Linked DNA regions of Mus musculus: region 2 is linked to region 1. Evidence: chromatin contacts called from ENCODE Hi-C or POLR2A ChIA-PET data. All regions are on one chromosome and are shown on one strand. The core of a region is the stretch at or near the end of the contact, and the rest is flanking DNA. Distances in the headings are between cores, read along the strand shown.

Region 1 (4,763 bases), core at 2,262-4,761:
TGTGGAGCCATTTTTCTAGCACACTGGTTCTCAGCCTTCCTAGTGCAGCAACCCTTTAATATAGCTCCTCACGTTGTGGTGATCCCAACCGTAAAATTAGTTCGTCGATACTTCATAACTGTAATTTTGCTACTGTTATGAATTTTAATATAACTATCTGATATATAGGACATCTGACATGCTACCTCAAAGGGGTTGTGACCCACAAGTTGAGAACCTCTCCTCTTGCATGTCTCTTCCATTTAAAAAACATTTAGAATGTGTTTGTATGTGTGTGTATGTCTGTGTGTCTGTCTGTCTGTCTGTCTCTGTGTGTTTCTCTGTGTGTGTGTGATAAGGTGCTCTATAGCTGGAGTCGCAGATATTTGCAGGTCACTTAGCTTGTCGCCTGAATGCTGGGATCCAAACTCCAGTCGTCATGGTCGTACACTAAATGTTTCCAACTGCTGAGCCATCTCTCCAGCCCCCATTTTATCTGTTTTGATTCTAAAACAATATTGCATTGTACAGGTAGATCATTATTTTATTGCATATCAATCATTTAGTGGGCTTTTGTCTTTTCTTGCTTGTTGGCTGTCATGGATAAAGATAATGTGAATATTTGTTGATATTCGTGAAGATACTTATTCTCATGTCTCTCCAGTTCACACATGAGTGGACTTTCTGGACTGTCTGCTGACATGTCTAACCTTTTGTTTTTCTTTTTCATTCTTTCTGCGCTCTCTCTCTCTCTCTCTCTCTCTCTCTCTCTCTCTCTCTCTCTCTCTCTCTCTCTCTTTCTCTCTCTCTCTTTCTTTTTTGAACAGGCTTTTATGTAGCCCAGGCTGTCTTCATACTTCACTGTTCAGTGACCTTGAACTCCTGCTCTTTCTGCCTCCATCTCTCAAATCCTGAGATTATAAGCATACGGTACCACATGGTGCCGCCTCACCCTGTTCTTAACTGAGTTCTCTTTTTATTACTGAGCTCTAAGAGTTCCTTATATGTTCCAGATATTCCCTCCTGTTCTGTAGGTCATTATTGGTTGACTTATGGTTGCCATAACAAAATATCCTGGACTGATTGATGGCTTAAATCACAGAAATTTATTTTGCTTGTTTGTGTAGACTGAAGTCTAAAATGAAAGTTGGTAGGTTTGGGAGCCAGGAGTGGTTGTGCATGTCCGTACCTTAGCATTCGAAAAGTAGGGAGGAGGATCAGGAGTTCAAGACCAGCCTTGGCCAGATAGCATGTTCCAGGCTAGCCTGAGCTATCGAGTAAAACTGTATAGAATAAAACTCCAGAGGCAAGTAGGTTAAACTTCGGATCCATTTTAAGTTATTTCTGTTTGTGGTGTGAGGTAGGGGTCAGTCTTCATCCCTTGGCATGTGACTCAGTTTCCCCAGAGCAATTTATTAAAGACTGTTCCTTCTCCACTGAGCTGCCTTGGCACTCCTGGTGAAGGGGCTGCAGATGCAAAGCCTTCGATCTGGAGTCTCAGTTTTGTTTCATTTGTCTGTATGTTTGTTCTTACAGTTTTACCACATTGTCTCGGTCTTGATTGCTATAGCTTCCTAGTAGGATTGAAATGAGGAGGCAGGGGTCCCCTGAGTACAGTATGCCTTCCCTTTGGGTGTCTAGTACTGTGAGAGATGTCAGTGAACTGTACAACACCCAGATTTGGTACCCCCTACCCCAGTCAAGACTTCGGTTTTCGGGGAAGGGGGGGAACCCAGGCTCTAAGTTCTGTGCATGCCTAGAAGAGAGATAGATGGTTTCCCCTCCCACTCCGCCCACAGCTCTTGATGGAAACCTTCTGCAGAGAACAATGGCCCCTCTGGGTTATTTTAAACTTCACTCTAAGCCTTCTCCACCTGCTCTGCTGTCTCTAATTGCTCCAGAAACAGCGTCATTCACAACTGGATTATTAATGAACTGAGCGGGGAGCCTCGGGCACATGAAAGGGGACTTCAGACTTGGGGAAGTCTTCGAAGGACCCAACCAGAGGTGGGTTTTGTTGTTTTAAGACAAGGTCTCATGTGGCACAGACAGGCTGGCCTCAAATCCATAAGTATGCCTGAGAGCTGGATTTACATGTGTTTGTTACCACACCTGGTACTGGCACACATGCAGGGTACTGGTGTACACACAGGGTACTGGGGGCTGAGCCCAGAGTTTTGTGCCTGCTAGGCAAGCACTCTATCCACTGAGCTATATTTCCTTACTCAACCCACAGGGTTTTGCTCCTCCAAGAAAAGTAACTGAGTGTATTCAGCAAGTAGGAAATCAGGCAGGGTGTAGTGACCCTGCCTTTAATCCCAACATGTCTTTAATCCCAGCACTGAGGAGGTAGAGGTCACCGGATCTCTTGCTTTTAAATCCAGCATGATCCACATAGTGAGTTCTGAGCCAGTCAGGGCTGCTGAGTGAGACCCTGTCTTAAAAGAAAATAAAAAGGAAATCAGTACACTTGGTGTTGCTCCCGGCTTTACCGGTTCTATGGTTCTATCCCTGAGTGTTTCAAACAGGATTACGGGAGGATCCCTGAGACCTAAACTGTGAATCTTGTCTGCCTCCCCAGCTGCTTAGCCCTGGGTGCCTCTGGCTCTAATCTGGAGGCTGGGAAAGTGCAGGAACAAAGCCCTTTGTGGAGAAGAGAACCCCATTGTTCTAAAGTCAGCTTTCAGGGAATGCGGATTCCAGAGAATGTTTGGGATAGGGCTTTTCTCTTTGTCCACTTTCTCCCCTCTCCCTGGGGGGAGGAGCAATTTAAAGGAGCAACTTTCAAAATTAGATTAAACAGAGTTAAACCCATTGCCTTCGAGGGAAGGCACACACTGCAGGATCTTCTGCCCAGCAGCCGCCTAGGTTACATGACAGAAACCCAGGGCGTTTGGGTCTTGTTCTTAGCAGGAAACCTCAAGGAAGCAGCTGGGCCTAGATCTTCCGGGCACCTCAGCTGGTGAGAGTCATCAACCTAGGCATGACCACTTCCTTCCTCCTTCTCTTCACCTCCCCTCTTTCCAGAGCGAAAGAGTGACTGGACTCCACGTCACAGGCCATGGTCTATTGCCTTTTCTCAGGTAAAAGACCTATCTATATAGCCCCGTCCTCTAGATAAGGCCTGGCCAAGTTCCTGATGTTTGTGGAGCCTTCAGAATCAAGCTCAACGTGGGAGATTGACTTTCGGGCACTGAACTGACCCCATTCTCTGCTACTACAGGTAGGATATTATCCCTTTCTGGGCCTCACTGGGTCTATCTGTCAAATGGGAATAAAATACCACCCTGGCTTCCCCCCCTGTCTGTACTGGAGGTTAGAGGTGGGACACAGTCAAGGAGAACTATCCTGAAGCCTGACTGTGTCTCAGCTGCTTCCAAATTCCTGCAGCTCAGAAAAGGGGTCTTCATTTGGAGGGCGCTAAGATCTAGACCTTCTTGTTGCTCGGTGACAAGCCCCTTGGGGATGCGCGGGCCCACCCCTTTCCCCCGGGAGCTGAGGCTCCGCCTTAAGGGAGGAGTCAAGAGGCGGCACGGTGGCTCGCTACCCAGCCGAGCTGGCTCTGTCGCCGCACCACCAGCTGCGGCTCTGGGACCTGCGGATCGAGCCGGGGCCGGAGCCGCCCGGGGTAGGGCTCGAGAGAGCGGGTGAGTTGAGCGGCGCCGCATTCCTCTCTGCACTCTGCGGATCCGGCGGGCAGGTGTCTCGGGCCCTTCCAGTCTGGCTGGTGGAGAGGGGTGGCTCAGCCAAGGGAGGGTGGCTTAAGATAATTGGGGAGGGGGGCGGTGGCGGTGGAGTGTGCTGGAAAGGTGCAGTCTCCCACATCTCGCTATCGGATGGGGAGGCTGGTGTAGAGAGTGAATTGGCAGGGCTGCGATGGCTGGATTCTGGGGGGCGATGTGAGGTCCGTGGTCTGTCTGGGCTACTGTCTGCCAGGGTTACAAGGCTGGGTGATGAAACCACAGAACACCAGACGCCCTGGGCAAGCGGTCTACGAGCCCGGCATGGGGGCGCCGCCCCCTCGCGTGGCGGCGCTTGGTCTGGGCAGGCAGCGCGCTGAGAGCGCTGCTCCGGGGGTGGGAAAAGTCCCGGGGGCAGGCGTCCCTAAGGGCAAACCTGACCTAGTGCGGGATCTCCACCCCTAGAGAGTGTCGGTCGGTCCCGGTAGCCCCCGGCGGGGTGATTCCCCAGAAGGGATGCTCTCGGCCTCTTCGCCCGCCGCCTTGGGCGCGAGCTGCGGGTCCCGGCGCCCAGAGCGCTCCACTCCTCGCGAGTCCCGCGCATCCGTTCCCGCAGGGAGCAGCGCCCCCGAGCGCCCAAGACAGGCAGAAACGGCGCAGCCCTACCCCAGAGGTCAACTGAGGGGTCTCCCACAAGGTCACGCAGAGCACCCTGATCGCCCCGAGTGGGAGCGAGGAGCCGGAGGCTCTCCTACCCGCCTCCGTAGCGGATGCAGACTCTCTTCCTCTGCGCTCCCCTCCCAGCCCTGCCTCCAGCTTTACGGAAGATGTTGCTGATGCAGCTTCCAGCCCCGGGCGGATAATCGGGTCTAGGTGAGCTGTGACTACGGCCCTCTCTGCAACCCACTGGAGCGCCACCACTACTGGCCAGGCCTGGAAGCCTTTGCTCTCCTGGAATCAGAAGGGGGGGGGGGCAGAGATGAGGCTGCACAGAACGGAAAGCCGGTGCTTGTGCGCCCATGTGATTACACTGCTCATAAAGGGCTCCTGTTCTTGCTGTCAGAGGCGCCCACCAGCTCCTGGTTCCCGGGAGCACCAGGTGCG
Region 2 (5,132 bases), core at 2,337-4,836, 46 kb after region 1:
CACAACCATCTTACTTGTGTGTCAGCAGAGCTGGTCCCCCACCTGTCCTCTGTCTGGCTAATACAGTTGCATCCAGAGCTGGTGAGGACAGAGAAAGGATATAGAAGAAAACAACGGCTCAGGAGGGAGGGAGGGAAACTGCACTTTCCCACAAACCCAGAAAAACTGAGATCAAATCCCACATCCTGATGGACAGGGCTCCAGTACCTCAAAAGAAACTCAAAACACAGGCTTTTTGACTGAGGTACTATGAATGCCCTGAACCCCACAAAGGTGATAATGGCAGCCCTACAGGTGAGTCACGTCTTGTTATAAGCAGCCATCCTCCAAGTCTGTTTATGGATGCTCCGTTACTCCTTGAGTAGTCCTGGTGGTCTTGTGGTATGGTTTGATTTGGCATGTCCCCCACATGTCATATGCTGAAGGCTTGGTCCTCAGCATGGTTTAGAGATGGGGCTTTTGGGAAGCAACTGGATCGTGAGGGCTCTGATCTTGTTGATTGACAGGTGGGTTCGTAGTTGAATGGACTTCTCAGAAGCAGAGGAGAGCCTTGTTGGAGGCAGTAGGTTATTGGGAGTGAGCTCTTATAGCATGGCTTGACCCTCTGTGCTCTCACACAACCTCATCTGTTCTTCCCCTCTTGATGCTTTCTGGCAGCCATTAGCCATGTACCCTGGCTCCACCACACCCTTCTGCTATGATGTTCTGCCTCACCATAGGCCCAGGCACAATGGAAGCAGCCAAGCATGGAACCATGAGTCAAGGCCAATCTTTGCTCATTTGTTAAAAAATATTATTACATTCATATTTAATGTGTGTGGGGTGTGGGCGTGAGTGTGTGTACATGTAGAGAGGTCAGAGAACAACTTACAGGAGTTAGTTTTCTCCCTCTACCATGTGGGTCCCAGAGATTGATCTCAGGTAATCAGGTTTTGTACATTGAACCATCTTGATGGCCCCTTTCCTCTTTAAGGTTTTTGGGGTTTTTTTGTGGTATTTTTTTTTCACAGCAATGGAATGCTGATTCACACATCTTGCCTTGGTTGTAGTTAGCGGCAGCTAGTGTGAATCTTCTTCCATGTGATTTTCATCAAGCACAGTGCTCTTAGGGCTCTAAGAAGGCAAACACCAGTGCGCAAGTGTCTGCCCAGCCTTTGTCTGTATCATACTTACTGATGTCTCATTGGGTAGAATGAGTCACGTGGCTTAGTTCAGCACCAATGTGGGAAAAGGCACCATTCAGGGGTGGCCACTGTTGTTATAATCCACCATTCATATTCATTCTAGACTTAAAAAATATTATTAGTATATATTTGTTATACAAGGTGATGGGCTTCCTAATGATAGTGTGCTCAAATGAATTATGTACTTTGACCATATTCTTGCCTTGACCCCTCCCCTGTCTCTATTCTCCACTCCCTTTTTCCCCTCTTCTCAAATAGCTCCTCTTATATTTTCTTGTCATAAATATAGGTATATATCTGCATATGTAAATGTACGTGTGTGTGTATATAGACACGGGTTTCACATGTGAGAGAAACATGCACTATTTTGTCTTTCTGGGTCTGGTTTGTTTTGCTTGACACGACATTCTCTAATTCAGCCCATTGCCCTGCCAACACTGTAACTGTCTCCTTTCTGTTTCAGATGTTTAAATTATTCTTTAAAGGTTCATTTACATATTTGTTTTTGTGTGCCCATGTGTGTGCAAGATGTGGGTGAGTGCCCATCGAGGCCAGAAGGAGGTGTTGGATTCCCTGTGAGCACCCTAACATGGGTGCTGAGAACTAGTCTCCAGCTCTCAGCCCAGCCGCTTTTCTTCATTTTGTGGCTGAGGAATCCCCACGGTGTGTCCACTAGGCTGAATCTAATGGGGCTGGCAGCTTTTCTTTAGACCGAAATCCTCACAACGTGATCCGGTGGCTCCCGGCAGTCACGCTGACTGATGGTCAGATGCAGATGCCTCTGAAGTCCCCAGATCTGCTGCATGACCCAAACACCGCAGCCTGGAGTAGGGAATGCCGAGCGTCCGGTTGGCATGGACTCGAAGATGGCGAGGCAGTCAGGACTCAGTGCTGGGCGTGGGCTTGTGCTTACCATGGATTTTCTTGCTTATTAGCTCCAGAGCAGGCCAGTGATTCATGTGATCTCATAATATTTTACTGCATATACAATATCTTGGGTCAGTGTAAAACAGAGACGGGACCAAGCAGTAAGCCACAGCCAGATGCAATGGGTTATTAGTTCACGGGTGCCGTTCGCTCCCATGGAGATAATAAAACAGCTTTCAAGGAGCAGATGACGGGGGAAGTGGACTCGAAAGGGCCTGTGGGTGAGAGAGGGCAGTGCCGGGGTAGGCCTTGAGGCTCAGAGCATGGAATCATGTGACTCTTAAGTTTTAGCCTCTATTCCATAGCCAGGGGCAAATTACTTCAACTCTTTTGGACTCAAGGTTCCTTGGGAAACTGTAATATTCAGAGTTGAAGACTGGGAAGGGGAGCATAGCTGAGGTAAATATTGCTGTTATTTGCTTCTGGTCTCTGTCACAAAAGGCCAGAAGCAAAGTTAGCATGTCTTCCTGGTCTTCCTTCTCCTGTTGCTGCTCGCCGTCTGACTGTATCCACTCTATTGCTCTTTACTAACCTGTCAGTCATTCACACTGAGGGTTGTTCTTACTGTACTCACCTTCCCTTTAGTGTGAAAGAGACGGCGGTTTGTTTTGTAGGTTTGTTTTGTAACAAGCAGGGCCGCGGTGGTGCGTGCTTTTAATCCCAGCACTCAGGAGGCAGAGGCAGGCTGACCTCTGAGTTCAAGGCTCTACAGAATGAGTTCCAGGACAGCCAGAGCTACACAGAGAAAGCCTGTAAAACAGCTTGACCCCACTCACCCCACCCCAACCCCCACCTCCCACCTAGACACACACACACACTACACAATGTGTCACTTAAAGTGTGTTTGCCTCAGGGAGATCTTTCAGGGTCTCTGTAACTAAAAGACCCAGCCTTTAACTTACTTCTGAGTGATACCATAGACTTTTTCTGATCTATTGAGCTAGTGGGACTGTGTGTTTGGATTGGCTCCGGCAGTGTGTATCTTAATTACAAAACCCCTTTGGCAGGCCCCTAATTAGCGTCTGTAAATTGCTCTCTCTAACCTCTTGGAGCCAATGCAATCTGCTCTCTGGTTATTAAAAGATTCCTCAACCCTGGACAATTTTGTTAAAGCTTTCCCAAGTTGCTTGGCACCTAGCTTTTTTGTCAAGAAGACATGGCGGCCACCCTTGCTGGACGGGCTCTGTGTCTGCAGTCACTCCTTCCGGCTCATGGCTTCCTTCTCCATTTGCTGCCTACGCTACTGAAAATAACTTGTGTTCTGGCAAGCCTGAAATGAGATTCCTTCTGATTTAATCAGAGCCATGGCGAAGCTCTTCCAGCTCTCTAGAGGAATCCTCTAGAGCCTGAGGGCCGCTTAGAGGCCGGGCATGGCAAGGGGGTGGAGCCTGCCGGAGCATCACAGTTGGAGCCCTGCCAGGCCCAGCATGGATTTATCTTTTAGCCTTTTAGAGTGAGACCTTGATGGCTTGCAGGTGTTTTGTGGCCTATGCCACGTGGGGTCCATTGTCTCAGTTCCCTGTAACCTCACCTGACAGCCTCAAAGACAGCAGGCAGGACACGGTGTCCCTCCATGCCAGCTGCTCAGGCTGGAGGAGCCAGTATTTTCCAGATAGGGAGAGAATAGGACGTGTTTGTCCCCACTGAAGCTGGGGATTCACTCAGGTTTTGTTTTTTGTTTTTTTCCCAAAGTGGCATTCAACTAGAAAGTGACTGCCCTAGATAAGAGAAGCTGGGGATGATAGAGTAGCTGATGAGTGAGTGTGGGTGGGTGAGAGTGTTGGCCACTAAAGGAGCTGACAAGGTAAGGAGAGGGACTGGGGACAGGGGACAGGGAATGGCTACGAAGAGGGGGTAGCTCTCGAGTGGGTTAAATGTGAGCTGTGGTGGCTGAAGACAGCCCAGCTGGGAGAGGCTGCTCTGCCTTGTGTACAGCTGCCTCCTGTTAGGGCTGGTGTCTGGGTCACAGTTGGTACCCGAACCCGGTCTGCTGCATATCCGTGGGGTACAGCCCTCCTGGACCAGGCTGCGTTGTTACTGTGACAAGGGGGTGGGTGAGGTGGCTAGGTGAGGCTCTCACCTTGGGGAAGATACTCTGAGGACCTGGCATCACCACAGCTCCACCTTTTCTCACCATAACCTACATTTCACCAGCATCCCTCAACCCCTCCTTCTGTCGCTCAGTTCCTCCCTCCCTCCCTTGCACCGTCTCTCCTCTATCTATCTATCTATCTATCTATCTATCTATCTATCTACCTACCTATCTATCTATCTATATTTTTGAGACAGTAGTCCCTCTGTAGCCCTGGCTGGCCTGGAATTCACTGTGTAGACCAAGCTGGCCTTAAAATCACAGACAGCACTTGCCTGCCTCTGTCTCCTGAATCTCCTGCTGCGATATGCACCACCACACCTGGCCCCATTTATTTATCCATTTGTTTGTTGTCAGTGTAGTACCACAGGCTGGCCTTGAAACTCTATGCAGCCGAGGAGGATCTTCAACTTCTAATCTTCCCGCCCCCTCCCAGGATTAAAGGTGTGCCTCACTGTGTCTGCATTTCGTGGTGTTGGAGTGATAGAACCCCAGGGCCTCACGATAGTAGGCAAACACTCTACCCCCTAAGCTACATCCCAGCCTCCTCCCACCCCTGAGCCAATGTCTGTTGGGTGCTTCAGAGTCAAGCAAATCACCATACACCAACCCACTGATGCTCTTAGGGACTCTCTAAACCTCTCGAACATCCCCATATTTCAGATGAACAAACTGAGGCTGGGAGAAGTCTAGTGACTTGCCAGGATCGTGTGCTGTTGGGTTCTATGTGCTGAGTCTGATGCTGCAGCCTGGGACATTCCCCTCTCCTTAAATCCCAGTCTCCCTCCTCTCTAGGTCACTGCACTTGGCAAGGTCTGGGCTAGCAAAAGCTCAACATGAGCCTCCTGCCTAAGCAAGAAACCAGAGGAACAAGCCCAGTGCTCCTGGCCCCCATCTGCCCAGAGGTACAACTGCCTGGCCCCACGGAT

What was found. A loop is a pair of places that touch in the nucleus more often than their neighbours do. ChIA-PET counts read pairs that join two places held with the same protein, here RNA polymerase II (POLR2A).
Region 2: a map of CH12.LX shows a loop between it and region 1 (1.8-fold over the local background). The contact joins the enhancer-like site here to the promoter of Ppp1r16b in region 1. A Hi-C loop is called at or near these places in 5 of 37 maps with a recorded cell type or tissue (CH12.LX, T-helper 17 cell, heart and 1 more). POLR2A ChIA-PET finds 5 or more read pairs at or near these places in 1 of 5 experiments (embryonic stem cell).

What each region holds. Positions count from the first base shown.
Region 1 is chr2:158,663,624-158,668,386 of GRCm38, forward strand. Ppp1r16b (protein phosphatase 1, regulatory subunit 16B) reads left to right here and starts at 3,512. Exons shown (of 11, transcript NM_001159662.1): 1 at 3,512-3,626.
Region 2 is chr2:158,709,049-158,714,180 of GRCm38, forward strand. All of the region lies in intron 2 of Ppp1r16b (protein phosphatase 1, regulatory subunit 16B), which reads left to right. Among named protein-coding and RNA genes, the nearest start is that of Ppp1r16b, 44 kb to the left of the region's middle. Within about 2 kb of position 3,587, at least 1 of the 3 ENCODE cell types and tissues checked has a DNase peak (open chromatin) inside an H3K27ac peak, as active enhancers do; it is heart, where a contact is called at or near this core.